Linked DNA regions of Homo sapiens: region 1 is linked to region 2. The links are chromatin contacts, found by Hi-C or POLR2A ChIA-PET in ENCODE. All regions are on one chromosome and are shown on one strand. Each heading gives the region's core, a stretch centred on a gene start or an enhancer-like site at or near the end of the contact. The rest is flanking DNA. Distances are from core to core; before and after follow the strand shown. Region 1 holds the start of RRAD (RRAD, Ras related glycolysis inhibitor and calcium channel regulator). Region 2 overlaps CMTM4 (CKLF like MARVEL transmembrane domain containing 4).

What was found. Hi-C counts contacts between places; a loop is a spot of excess contacts on that map. ChIA-PET counts read pairs that join two places held with the same protein, here RNA polymerase II (POLR2A). Pooled maps may share reads with other maps.
Region 1: a loop to region 2 is called in a pooled map, with 2.9 times the contacts of the local background. The contact joins the promoter of RRAD here to the enhancer-like site in region 2. A Hi-C loop is called at or near these places in 3 of 50 pooled maps. POLR2A ChIA-PET finds 5 or more read pairs at or near these places in 2 of 52 experiments (A673 and Caco-2).

Annotation. Positions count from the first base shown.
Region 1 is chr16:66,922,267-66,928,711 of GRCh38, forward strand. It overlaps RRAD (RRAD, Ras related glycolysis inhibitor and calcium channel regulator), which reads right to left and starts at 3,269. Exons shown (of 5, transcript NM_004165.3): 1 at 3,143-3,269; 2 at 2,544-2,928; 3 at 1,580-1,653; 4 at 1,250-1,454; 5 at 1-87. The coding sequence starts at 2,913. RefSeq lists enhancers at 1-423, 4,889-6,088, 5,806-5,975 and silencers at 2,634-3,073, 3,204-3,263.
Region 2 is chr16:66,659,144-66,664,768 of GRCh38, forward strand. All of the region lies in intron 1 of CMTM4 (CKLF like MARVEL transmembrane domain containing 4), which reads right to left. Among named protein-coding and RNA genes, the nearest start is that of CMTM4, 35 kb to the right of the region's middle. Within about 2 kb of position 1,773, at least 28 of the 41 ENCODE cell types and tissues checked have a DNase peak (open chromatin) inside an H3K27ac peak, as active enhancers do.

The DNA.
Region 1 (6,445 bases), core at 2,019-4,518, 260 kb after region 2:
CTTCAAACAGCGCCTGGACATTGTGGTGCAATGCCGCTGATGTCTCAATGAACTTGCAGTCAAAGACCACCGCGCAGGCCCGGCCCTCTGTGTGGGTGGGGAAAGGCAGGCACCAGTAAACAAAGGGTGGGTGAATGAGGAGTCCCCTCCAACAGTGGCCACCCATGGAAGCTGCCACTCGAGAATTTGCAAGGTCCTCCCCGAAAACACAGAGACCCCAGCTCCTGTACTGAGGGTACTGGGCACTGCTGCGTCACCCAGTAGGCAGAGTGCCTGCATTTAAGGAGCCCCCAAAACAGTGGCCCTCAAAAGGAGATCCATTTATTGAAATAATTTGAAGCCTGATATTTAAACAAAGTACGACAGTAGTAAACACAGGAAAATGAGAACTATGTTGGACAACTTAGTATTTTATTTTATTTTATTTTATTTTTCTGAGATAGAGTCTCGCTGTCTCCCAGGCTGGAGTGCAGTGGCACAATCTCTGCTCACTGAAAGCTCCGCCTCCCGGGTTCACGCCATTCTCCTGCCTCAGCCTCCCGAGTAGCTGGGACTACAGGCGCCCGCCACCACGCCCGGCTAATTTTTGTATTTTTAGTAGAGATGGGGTTTCACCATGCTAGCCAGGATGGTCTCGATCTCCTGACCTCGTGATCCACCCGCCTCGGCCTCCCAAAGTGCTGGGATTACAGGCGTTAGCCACCCCCTGGCCCATGCCCCGCACAACTTAGTATTTTTTAATTCGAGGTTATATCATGATGAATGATCCAGTGGACTGGGGTTGCGGAGGCAAGGTCACCAAGTCACTGCTGGGTTCCTCTGAGGGGCTCAGTACTGGGGTCCACAGAAAAGGATGCTGAGGCCAAGTGGGAAGGGTCTTCCCCAGGGCCAAGTCTACTCTAAGAATGGCCCAGACCTAGCACACAGGCTCTGACCTCCTGGCCTGTTCCCCTACACTCTCTTCCACCCATTTACCCCCCCAACCAGCCAGGCCAGGACCAAGAGGGGCAGGAGAGGAGGGCCCTGCGGTGCCCAGCTCCCCTATCAGATTTGGTTCTTTCCCCAGCCCTCTGGGGCCTTCCGGAGCCCTGTGAGCAGGCACCAGCTCTCTCCCATTTCCCTCCCCGCCAGTTTTCTTTCTGAACATTTTTAGCCTCTGATGATCCCCAGGGACTCAAGCTGAGCCAAGACTGCCTGGATCAGGGCCCAGCTGGGCTCTCCCTCCCCCTGCAACCTGCCGCCTACTCACCATCCACCGAGACCTCACGAGAGCGCACCAGGTCGCTCTTGTTGCCCACGAGGATGATGGGCACATCATCTGTTTGCCGTGCACGCCGCAGCTGGACCCGCAGTTCTGAGGCCTTCTCGAAGCTGCCCTTGTCCGTCACTGAGTACACAATGACATAGGCATCCCCCATGGCCATGCAGTGGCCGGGCAACCAGCGGCCCCCGTCCTGGAGAACACACAACACACATCTGCCCAACAGTCCTCATGCCCCCGACACGAGCCTGGCACTCCCAGACCTCTAACCCAACTCACTCCTCCCTCCCCTGCCCTGGGTCTCTGCTTGCACCCTACCTGCTCCCAAATGTCGTAGACCATGAGTGATGCCTCTTCTCCGTCCACTACAATGGAGCGATCATAGGTGTGCCCTAGGCAGAAGGCCAGTAGACAGGTTACCAGCTGGTTGTCAAAGCCGCTGCTGCCAGGTTTCCTGTTCTGGCCACACCCTCCAACTCTTCCCCAGAGCCCTCCTTACCCTCCACTCCACTTGCAGATGCTGGTATGTGGCAACAGCAGTGCCAGGCAGGGAAGTGGGGGCTGGAGGGCATGGTGTGCCTGACCTCCACCCACATGCCCCCCCTGGGGACCTTGGCCACCTAGGGCTCCTCTCTTAGAAATCCCTCTGGTTAGAAACTCTGACCTGTCCCTGATAGGCAGGGAGGGATGTCCAGTCCCATCCCACAGAGTAGCCATATCTATGCCCTGGCCTTCTACTCTGGGCATTTCTTCCCTACCAAAGGCTGGGGGGTGTCCCTTCTCCTTTCCTTTCCCCATTTATGAAGTGGGTAGGTAGAGGCATGATTCTGAAAGCGCCAATAGAATTCCACAGTATTGGCCAGGTGCGGTGGCTCACGCCTGTAATCCCAGCACTTTGGGAAGCCAAGGTGGGCGGATCACGAGGTCAGAAATTCCAGACCAGCCTGGCCAACATGGTGAAACCCCAACTCTACTAAAAACACAAATATTAGCCGGGCGTGGTAGCAGGCGCCTGTAATCCTAGCTACTCTGGAGGCTGAGGCAGGAGAATCCCTTGAAACCTGAAGGCGGAGGTTGCAGTGAGCCTAGATCGAGGCCACTGCACTCCAGCCTGGGAAAAAGAGCGAAACTCTGTCTCAAAATAATAATAAAATAATAATAATAATAATAATAACAACAACAACAACTATAATTCCACGGTATTTGCGGCTTTGAGTACCGGTCTCAGCCCCTAGTCCTAGCCCCGGGATCGCCCCTCCCCTGAACAGCTGGGTCCCCTCACCTGCTGCCTCTGCTTCAGGCCCGTCCTCCACACCGCCGAAGATGCGCGCCAGGGCGCTCTTGCCCACGCCGGGCGCCCCCAGCAGCAGCACCTTGTAAACGCTCTCGTCTGAGTCGCTGCCCCCTGAGCTGAGCGAGTCCTCGGAGTCCTCGGGCCAGTCCAGCCTGGGACCCTGGGTCCCCGTCCCGGCCGCGGCCGCCGTCAGGGCACCCGGGGTCAGCGCCGCCTGCAGGTCGCGCTCGTCCACCGGCATGCTGCGGCGGTGCAGCGGCGGGGCGGGGCCCCAGGGTGTGCTGCCCCGACGGCGCTCGCGCTCCTGGCCCCCACCGCGGCTCCCGCCCGCTCCGCTGCCGCCGCCGTTCAGGGTCATCGCGTCCGGGACCGTCTAGGGGATCAGGAACCCGAGTGGCCGTGTAAGCCGCGAGGGAGGCGGGACCCGGGGCGCACCTGCCCAACCCGGAGTCAGGCGGGATGCTCCGGCCGAGGTCCCGCCGCAGCCCTCCCCCAGCCCCCAGGTCGCGGCGCCCTCACCCGGGACCCCTCCGGACCTGGCGCATCCATCTGCAGCCGCCCCGACCCCGCTCCGCCAGGACACTCACCCACTCGCACACAGACACGCTCAGGACTAGGATCCGGATTAGGAGGCCACGCACTCGTAGTCCGGACTCGGACTTTAGGGTTTCCGCCGCCGCTGCTGCTGCAGCCACCGCCTTCTCAGCCCGCACTGGGCTCTGGCTCCAGAGCCGCCTATTTAAGCCTCCACCCGCCCCCGCTCCCGCCCCCGGTCCACGCTGCTGCGGGGGCTGACGTGTCTGTCCACCCCCACCAGGGGAATCCCCCACCCTCTTCCTCGGACCTTACATCCCCGACACCCCGCCCTACCCGCCAGGGGAGTAGCGGTAGCTGTCTGGGAATAGAGGGGCTGACCGGTAGGCGAGGTCCGGAGCTGAGGGTGTGTGTGAGAAGGAGAGAGAGAGCGAGGTTGCGGGGGGAGTACGTGATGGGGAGGCAGGCAGCGGGGTAAACCCAATCAGCCAAAAGCAGCAACTGCCCTCTGGAGAAGAATTCGGTCTGGCCCCGTGAGACTGAATTCTCCCTTTCCTCTCCCCAAGTCCCGGCTCGTCCTTTTAGCAAGTAAGCTAGTTACAGGCTGGACAGAGATCCCCCTTCTCTGCCCATGACACCCACTCCCCATAGGCTCAGGTCTGAGCTAGAATTTAGGGGGTGTCCTAAATTCACACAAAATCCTTTCCACTCCCCATCCTGGAGTTGAAGATTCTCCCTAATGAGCCTAACCTTCAGTGTGAGGGTTGGTGTCACCCCATGAGCCCCTGGGGGCCCTGAGAGGGCTGTTGGGGGTGGGGGCAGCTCTGACAGAGTTGCAGGTGGAGATGCCTGCTTGAACCCTGGGGAGGATACCCCAGCCCAGAAGAGGGAAGGGATTAAACTCAGTCCCCATCCCACCTCCCAGCACCCACCAGGCAGCTGCCAGCAACTCTGCTAAAAATAAATAATCTGCCCCAGCCCTGGCCCTGGCCGTGGCTCTGGTTATTCTGCTCCTGGACTGGAAGTTGCCCAGAGTTGGGGAAATCCAGGCCAATGGGTGTTGAATGCCAGCAGGAGCCAGCCACTTCGAGTCGTCAAGGTCTCCCTTCTTCCCTCTAGCTGTAGGCTGAGCCAGCCACCCAGGGCACATCCAGGGCCTGGAGGTTCAGGCCCCCACCCAAAAGGGGCATAAACACAGGGTGTGGTCAAGGCATGAGGAGTGTCTTAGCTCCCTGCTCATCTCTCAGGGGTCTGAGGGTTGCAGGTCAGGCTGTGAGGTATTTTGTGACAGGGACCTGCTATCAGACTGTGACATCTGATTGTGACAAGTGTGGTGGGGGTGGGAGGGCATCCATTTGGGGCTCAGGTGACATCACAGATGGATGGACCCTGGTGGGCTGTGGTAGGTTGTCATGGAGACCTGGGCCAGGCTCTTTGGCTGCTGCATCAGTTTCCTTGGCAACGCCTAAGAAGGCCTTGGATTGAGGAGGGCCTGGCTCGGTAAGATTAGGGCCCTCTTGTCCTTGAGGTCTTCAAAGTAGGCAAAAGCTGGGCTGAGGGGTGGCCTGCCCATGGTCCTAGGGGATCTTGGAGGCCTGAGCATCCCCATGCTGGTTCTGGCTTCCTGAACGAACTCCAGTGGGAAGAGGAAGTTATGGGCAGAGCCTCCCGTTAGCAGGCAAGTCTAAAGAGCCACCACACACTTCCCATGAGGAATCCTGGCTGGGCTGCCTGTGCCCCCTCCAACCCCATGACTGTGCCACTGGAAAGAGCCTCCTCTGGGTGTCTGGCAGAGGGCGAGGGTGGGGGGTAGCTGTGGCCCTTCCCAGCAGGGGGCCATGCAAAGAAGGAGGGCTGGGTTTCCCCTCTGGCAATCTGAGCTCTTGACCTCAGCAGTGTTTCTTCATTGCCAAGGGAACTGCAACCACAAAGGGCCACTCAAGCCCCAGGCATTCCAGTGGCTGCTCCAACAGGCCAGAGACACTCACCACAAGCTAGATATGGCCAGGGGCCCCAGGGATTAACACCAGGACACAACCTTGAGACACCCCCACTCCCACCACCTGGTTCTCCCAGCTCTCTGGGCTGAGCATGGCTGCCCAGGAGGAATAAACTGAGGCTAGAACCACTCCTAGGTCCGCCCGGGCTTCAGATCCCAGCTGTGCTCCTTGCTAGCTGTTTCACCTGTGTCCATTTATCTAGGCTGAGCCTCAGTTTCTCCAGTGTAGAACAGGGATCACCTCTTCCTGATGGTTATTATAAGACAAAACAAACATGAAATGCAGAGGCACAGTAGTTGGCTCAAGTCGGGCACACAGTAATATCTCACTAAGAGCACGTTTATCATGATCATCCTTCGTTGGATGGGGCAGGTTAGGTGAATTTGTGGTCCCTCTCCTGTTTCTGCTCCACTCTCTCCAGGATGGTGGTCTGTCCAGGAGTGGGGCAGAGGTCTCAGGAACAATGCAGATACCTCTCCCCTAGCCCCATACCCATGTCTCCTCTCTGTAGGACCCCACACTCTTCCCCGTCCCTCAGGTGACAAGATGCTGCAGAGGGAACTGGGCTGGGCTTCAGTGTCCCCACCCCCTCCTCACACCACAGCCTTCAGGCCCCAGAGCCTCTGCTGTGTTCTAAGGCCCAATGCATTCATTCATTCCGCGGTCCTGTACTAAATACCTACTGTGTGCCAGGCCCTTGTGCTGGGGGCAGGATGATGAGCAAAAATAGACATGGCCGGGCATGTTCATACATGTCATCTAATCCCTGGGTCAAACTCAGCTATGATTTGTTGTTCCCATTTTGTAGACATGGTAACCAAAGCCTGAGGAGTCACAGGCCAGAAACAGCAGAGCCAGACATACCTGGTGGAGGGTTTCAGGAACCTCAAACTTCACCATCCCCTGTACCCTTGTGTCCTCAGATAGCATCTGGGGTTCCAGAAAGTTCCCTGGGCACTGGCCCAGGATGCACAGATGGTGGCCCTGCAGGCAGCCAGGGGCCAGGCACTGATGAGTCAAGAGTGACAAGAGAACTATCTGATATGTCAGCTGTGGCATGAGCAGTTTGGTGTCCCTCACCCACCATGGCCTGGCTGCCAGGAAGGCCAGCCAAATGACTCAATCACACCTGCCGCCCCCATGACTCCCTTCATCCCCAGCTCAACACAGACACCATGGCCACCTCAGACAGGGACTGTCCGGCAGAAGGTACACACGTCGTAGGGTGTGAGGCCTTCAGCTCGGGAAGGCTCCCTGGGGCTCAGCTGTTCACTCTGCCTCTCTGGAGCCCTCAGCTTCCTCATCTGTGCGGGATACAGTGCCTAGATCATCAGAGCTAGGCCTAGACCCATTTAA
Region 2 (5,625 bases), core at 523-3,022:
CTGAGGCAGGCGGATCACTTGAGGTCAGGAGTTTGAGACCAGCCTGGCCAATATTGCGTTGTCACTACTAAAAATACAAAAATTAGCTGGGCATGGTGGTGTGCACCTGTAGTCCCAGCTACTTGGGAGGCTGAGGCACAAGAATCACTTGAACCTCAGAGGCGGAGGTTGCAGTGAGCCGAGATCGTGCCACTGCACTCCAGCCTGGGCGACAGAGTGAGACTCTGCCTCAAAAAAAAAAAAAAATCACACTAGAGAAAGCCACCAGTCAAGGCCAAAATGGGAAATCTATATAACAAATTACCCCATTTCATCAGCAAACAAATGACATAAAGGGAGATGAGGGCTGTTGTAAGATTAAGAGAGACTTCAGACACAGCAAGCAAATGCAATCACGTATGGATCTTGTTTAGATCCTAATTCAAACAAACCAAAAGGGCATTTTGGAGATCACTGGGGAAAAGTGAACATAGGATAGTCAATGACATTAAGGAATAATTATGTTATTTTGAAGTAATATTGATATTGTGGATGTGTCATTTAAAATAAAGTTCGTAACTGATAGAGATGCATACTTCATATTTATAGTTGAAATGCTATGATATTGAAGACTTGTTTTAAAATATTACAACAAAAAAGGAGGGGAGCGTTGATTAAACAAAAATGCAAAATGGTGATAACTGTAAAAGCTGGATAAAAAGTATGTGGGCACTTGTACTATTATCTTTACTAGTGTATGTCTGAAAGTTTCCATAATAAAAATTTAAATTTTTTAAAAATGTTGAAGAACTTATATCCAGAACATACAAAAAACTCAAATCTCCACAATAAGAAACAACCCAATTAAAAAGTGGGTAAAAGATATGAGCACATCACAAAAGAAGATATATAGATGGCAAACAAGCACATGAAAAGATCCTTAACATCACTAGCTATTAGGAAAATGCAAATTAAAACTACAAGGCAGAGCACGGTGGCTCATGCCTGTAATCCCAGCACTTTGGGAGGCTAAGGCAGGAGGATCACTTGAGCCCAGGAGTTGGAGACCAGCCCGGGCAATCTAGTGAGACTCCATCTCTACAAAAAAAGAAAAAATTAGCCAGGCGTGGTGGCACATGTCTGTGGTCTCAGCCTCTTGGAAGGCAGAGGTAGGAGGATTGCTTGAGCCTGGGAGGTACAGGCTGCAGTGAGCCCTGATTATGCCACTGCACTCCAGCCTGGACAATAGGGTGAGATCCTGTCTCAAAAAAAAAAAAAAAAAAACAAAACTCCACCATAAAAGGTGAAATTTATTGCATGTAAATTAAAAAGAAAAATTTTCAATGTTGTAAAGTCTATTGATAAGGAGAAGCAGCATAGAACAGTCATGTTACAAAGCAATCTGTACTTGTAAATATATGCACACAGACATATGTGAACAAATACGGAGACAGTGTTACACACAATGTGACTAGTGTTCATCTCTGATGAGTAAGATACTAGGACATGTGTTTTTTTCTTTTAACTTAGAGGTATTTTCTAATTTTTCTTAAATTGGTATTACTTGTGTGATTTCTTTAAGAAGTAATTTAAAAACAAGCAAATAAAAAAATAACTGCAAGCTGCTCTGGGAAGCCTTTCCTCATCCCTCCACAATAAACCTCTCCCTCTGCAGGCTTCCTGCTGTCTCCTCAAATCTCCTAACACTTGGCTGCCCTGTCCCCATAGTCAGCTCTTCCCTCTCCTGCTCGCTGTGCTAAGTGAGGAAGTGCAGTTTACCGCACGGTGGGGCCTGTCTCCGGAATCGCGTCTAGCTGGCTCCCTGCTCTATCCCTCCCGAACAGACACTCAGGAAAATAGCTGAGTAATGACTGACCAACAGGGCATGAACAGGCATCTACGAAACAGTCATTAAACCATGTCCACAGGCAACTGGACACTATCCAAAGGTTGATAATTAATGTTCCATGTCAGCCTAAAACATGGGCTCAGGTGAAGGGCCACTTAAGTTTCTAGAAATTATTTGGGAGAAAACATACAAAGCTGGTTTATCACTTGCCACATCTGTGAATAAGAGACTTCAGATTGCTAATATGTAAGGTAATAAGCTTCAAAATTATCCCAACATCAGCCAGACTGGTGCTGCGGATGGACTGTAACCCGTATAAATTTCAGGTTCAAAGATTCAGCTACAGGAATATAGAGTAGGGAGAACAGACTTGATAAAAGCAGCCAAGTGAAAACAGACCTGGTGATTTTAGCTGACATCAGTCACACTGAGGCTAAACGCTTGTCAGTTAAGGATGAAGTAAAAGACTGTCATTTTTAGTGGGAAGTAGAGCTAAGCAGTCCCAAATCTTTTCTATAATGCTCTGTTTTCATATTCACAGGCAGAAAAGTCTGTTCGCTAATATGAAAAGATAGTAACATTAAGTCCAAATTTTATTAAAATGGATCCTTTTATATGATTCCTTGCACATGCCAGGAATATCCCAGAGTAATACTTAAAACATTTCCTTACTATAGGCCGGGCACGGTGGCTCACATCTGTAATCCCAGCACTTTGGGAGGCCAAGGTGGGTGGATCACCTGAGGTCAGAAGTTCAAGACCAGCCTGGCCAACACGGTGAAACCCCCATCTCTACTAAAACAACAAAAAAATTAGCCGGGCATAGTGGTGCATGCCTGTAATTCCAGCTACTCAGGAGGCTGAGGCAGGAGAATTGCGTGAACTCGGGAGGCAGACACTGCAGTGAGCTGAGATCGCACCACTGCACTCCAGCCTGGGCAACAGAGCAAGACTCTGTCTCAAAAAAATAAAATAAAATAAAAATAAAACATTTCCTTACTACAAAAACAAAACAAACAAAAAACCAAAACACCATGCCACCGTGATTCATCTCTACACAAGCCAGGGCCCCAGCAGCCTGCAAGCCAGGAGCCTATTTGGCTATCAGACAATAAAAACAGACAACAAAAACAAATTAGAAAGCTTCCAAGTATCATAAATTTGGAATTCCAGTTCCAGTTAATGAAGTAGGTACACTCCAGCCTGTCTGTCCCACTGAATGCTGCTATCAAACTGGAAACAATGCACAGAGCAGCTATTTCAGGACACTGAAAAACAAATCAAAGTAGGCAGATGGTGAAGATGCCCAGAGTTCAAAGCACCACAGAACCAACAGTCAGGCTCCTATTTTTCCTCCAGTGTTCCCCAGCTTAGACTCTAAGGAGCCTCAAACCCAGAAAAACCCAGAAAAGAGAGCCTGGTATAGATAGGGAGTCCAGGACAATCCTCTAGTTCTGGCCAGAAAAGTAGACAGGGGGATTTTCCTAACACTCATAGACATTGAACACAATCCTGGGTTTTATTTTCCTTTTAACTTTTTTTTTCCTTCATTCTCACTTAGATTTCAGACCCCAGACAACCCTGAAGTGTCAGAGGCAATGCAGCAGCAGGAGGCTACAGATGTCCACAACAGAGGAGTCGACTCAGAGGAACCCGAGTTCTTAGGGCATGAGCGAACCCCCTTGCTTTCCCCTTCCCCTGTCCTCCCACCATGTGGCCTAGGACATGGACACAGCTGTGGAAACTGTTCAACAGAGTAGGGTAACTAAAGAACCAGCTTTTGGGACACAGACCCGAAAGAGGAGTTCTAAGGGCTGGAAAATACCAAGGAACTGGCAGAAAGAGGAAGCAAACCCATAAAGTTCTATAAACTCCTGTTTATAAATCAAAACACCAAGCCCATAAAGCTTATAAACTCCTGAGCTCACCCAAAGTTGTATATATATGTGTATCTGACCCTAAACAGTGCAGTAAAGACGTTGAGAATGAACTATGGGATAGCTCACCACCTAGGTCCCAGACTGACCACTGGGTGGCATATACCGAGCAAAGATTCAAATAGCATCACAAAGGCTTTGAAACAGAATTGATATTGAACCTTCAACCCACAGAAGACTGACCAGAACTTCTCACTTGAACCCAGCCAGGTTGATTGCTTTCGAAAACAAAACAAAAATCAACATTCTTCATAGGATTTAAACAAGACCAGAGTCCCATAACATAATAAACAAATGTCCACGATATAATTCTAAATTACTTGGCATACAAAGAACCAGGAAAATCTCAATTCATATGGAAAAAGACAATCAACAGATGCCAATGCCAAGATGACACAGTTGTTGGAATTATCAGATTGTAAAGCAGCTATAATAAAATAACCCAAGATTAGCCAGGCATGGTGGTATACCCCTGCAGTCCCAGCTAATCAGGAGGCTGAAGCGGGAGGATTACTGGAGCCCAGGAGTTCAAGGTTACAGTGAGTGATGAGCTACCTTCTGCTATCCAGCCCATCCATTTTTATTTTGGATACTACGTTCTATGGTTCTAAGATTTTCATTTGCTTTTTTTTTTTTTTTTTTTTTTTTTTTTTGAGACAGAGTCTAGCTCTGTCGTCAGGCTGGAGTTCAGTGGTGCGATCTTGGCTCACTGCAACCTCCGCCTCCCGAATTCAAGCGATTCTCCTGCCTCAGCCTCCCAAGTAGCTGGGATTACAGGCAAGCGCCGCCACACCGAGCTAATTTTTGTATTTTTAGTAAAGACAGGGATTCACCATGTTGACCAGGATGGTCTCAATCTCCTGACCTCGTGATCCACCCACCTCGGCCTCCCAAAGTGCTGGGATCACAGGTGTGAGCCAACACACCCGGCCCATTTGCTTCTTTATATCTTCTATTTCTTAGCTGAGACTTTCTGTCTTTCTATTTGTTTAAAGAGTACGCATCCCTACTTCTTGGATTATTTTATATAAAGCTTAGAACAGGCCAGGTGCAGTGGCACATGCCTGTAATCCTATCACTTTGGGAGGCTGAGGCAGGCAGATCACCTGAGCTCAGGAGTTTGAGACCAGCCTGGCCAACATGGTGAAACTCTGTCTCTACTAAAAATACAAAAATTAGCTGGGCATGGTGGTGGGCACCTGTAGTCCCAGCTACTCTGGAGGCTGAGGCAGGAGAATTGCTTGAACCCGGGAGGCAGAGGTTGCAGTGAGCCAAGATCGCACCACTGCACTTCCAGCCTGGGTGACAGAGTGAGACTCCGTCTCAAAAAAAAAAAAAAAAAATTTCAGATAAAGGAAAATGAAGAGAACTCATAGCCAACAAATCTGCTCTAAATGAAACGCTATGAGGTTCTTCATGGAGAATGGAAATGATACCAGAGGGAAACTTGGAATATCAGTAGTGAAAGAAAAGCAACAGAAATGGTAAAAACCTCGGTAAACATAATATACAATTCTTCTCGAGTTATTTCAAGTATGCATGATGGTTAAGAGCAAAATCTGTAACAATGTTGGGATTTCAATGTATTTGACAACGAAAACAAAGTAGGAGGGTAAAGGGACCTATGTACTTGCAAGGTTTCTGTATTTCATTCTAAGTAATGAAATGTTAATTATAAGTAAAGTGTACAATATTAATGTTATAATTATGTGTATGTATAATGTAATTCGTAGACCAAACACTTAAAAAAAAAACTATATAAAGAGATACTAGTCAAAACTCAATAAATCAATTATAATGAAATACTAACAAATATTCAAAGACTCCAAAAGAAAAGAGGAAAGGGAAAACAGGAACAAA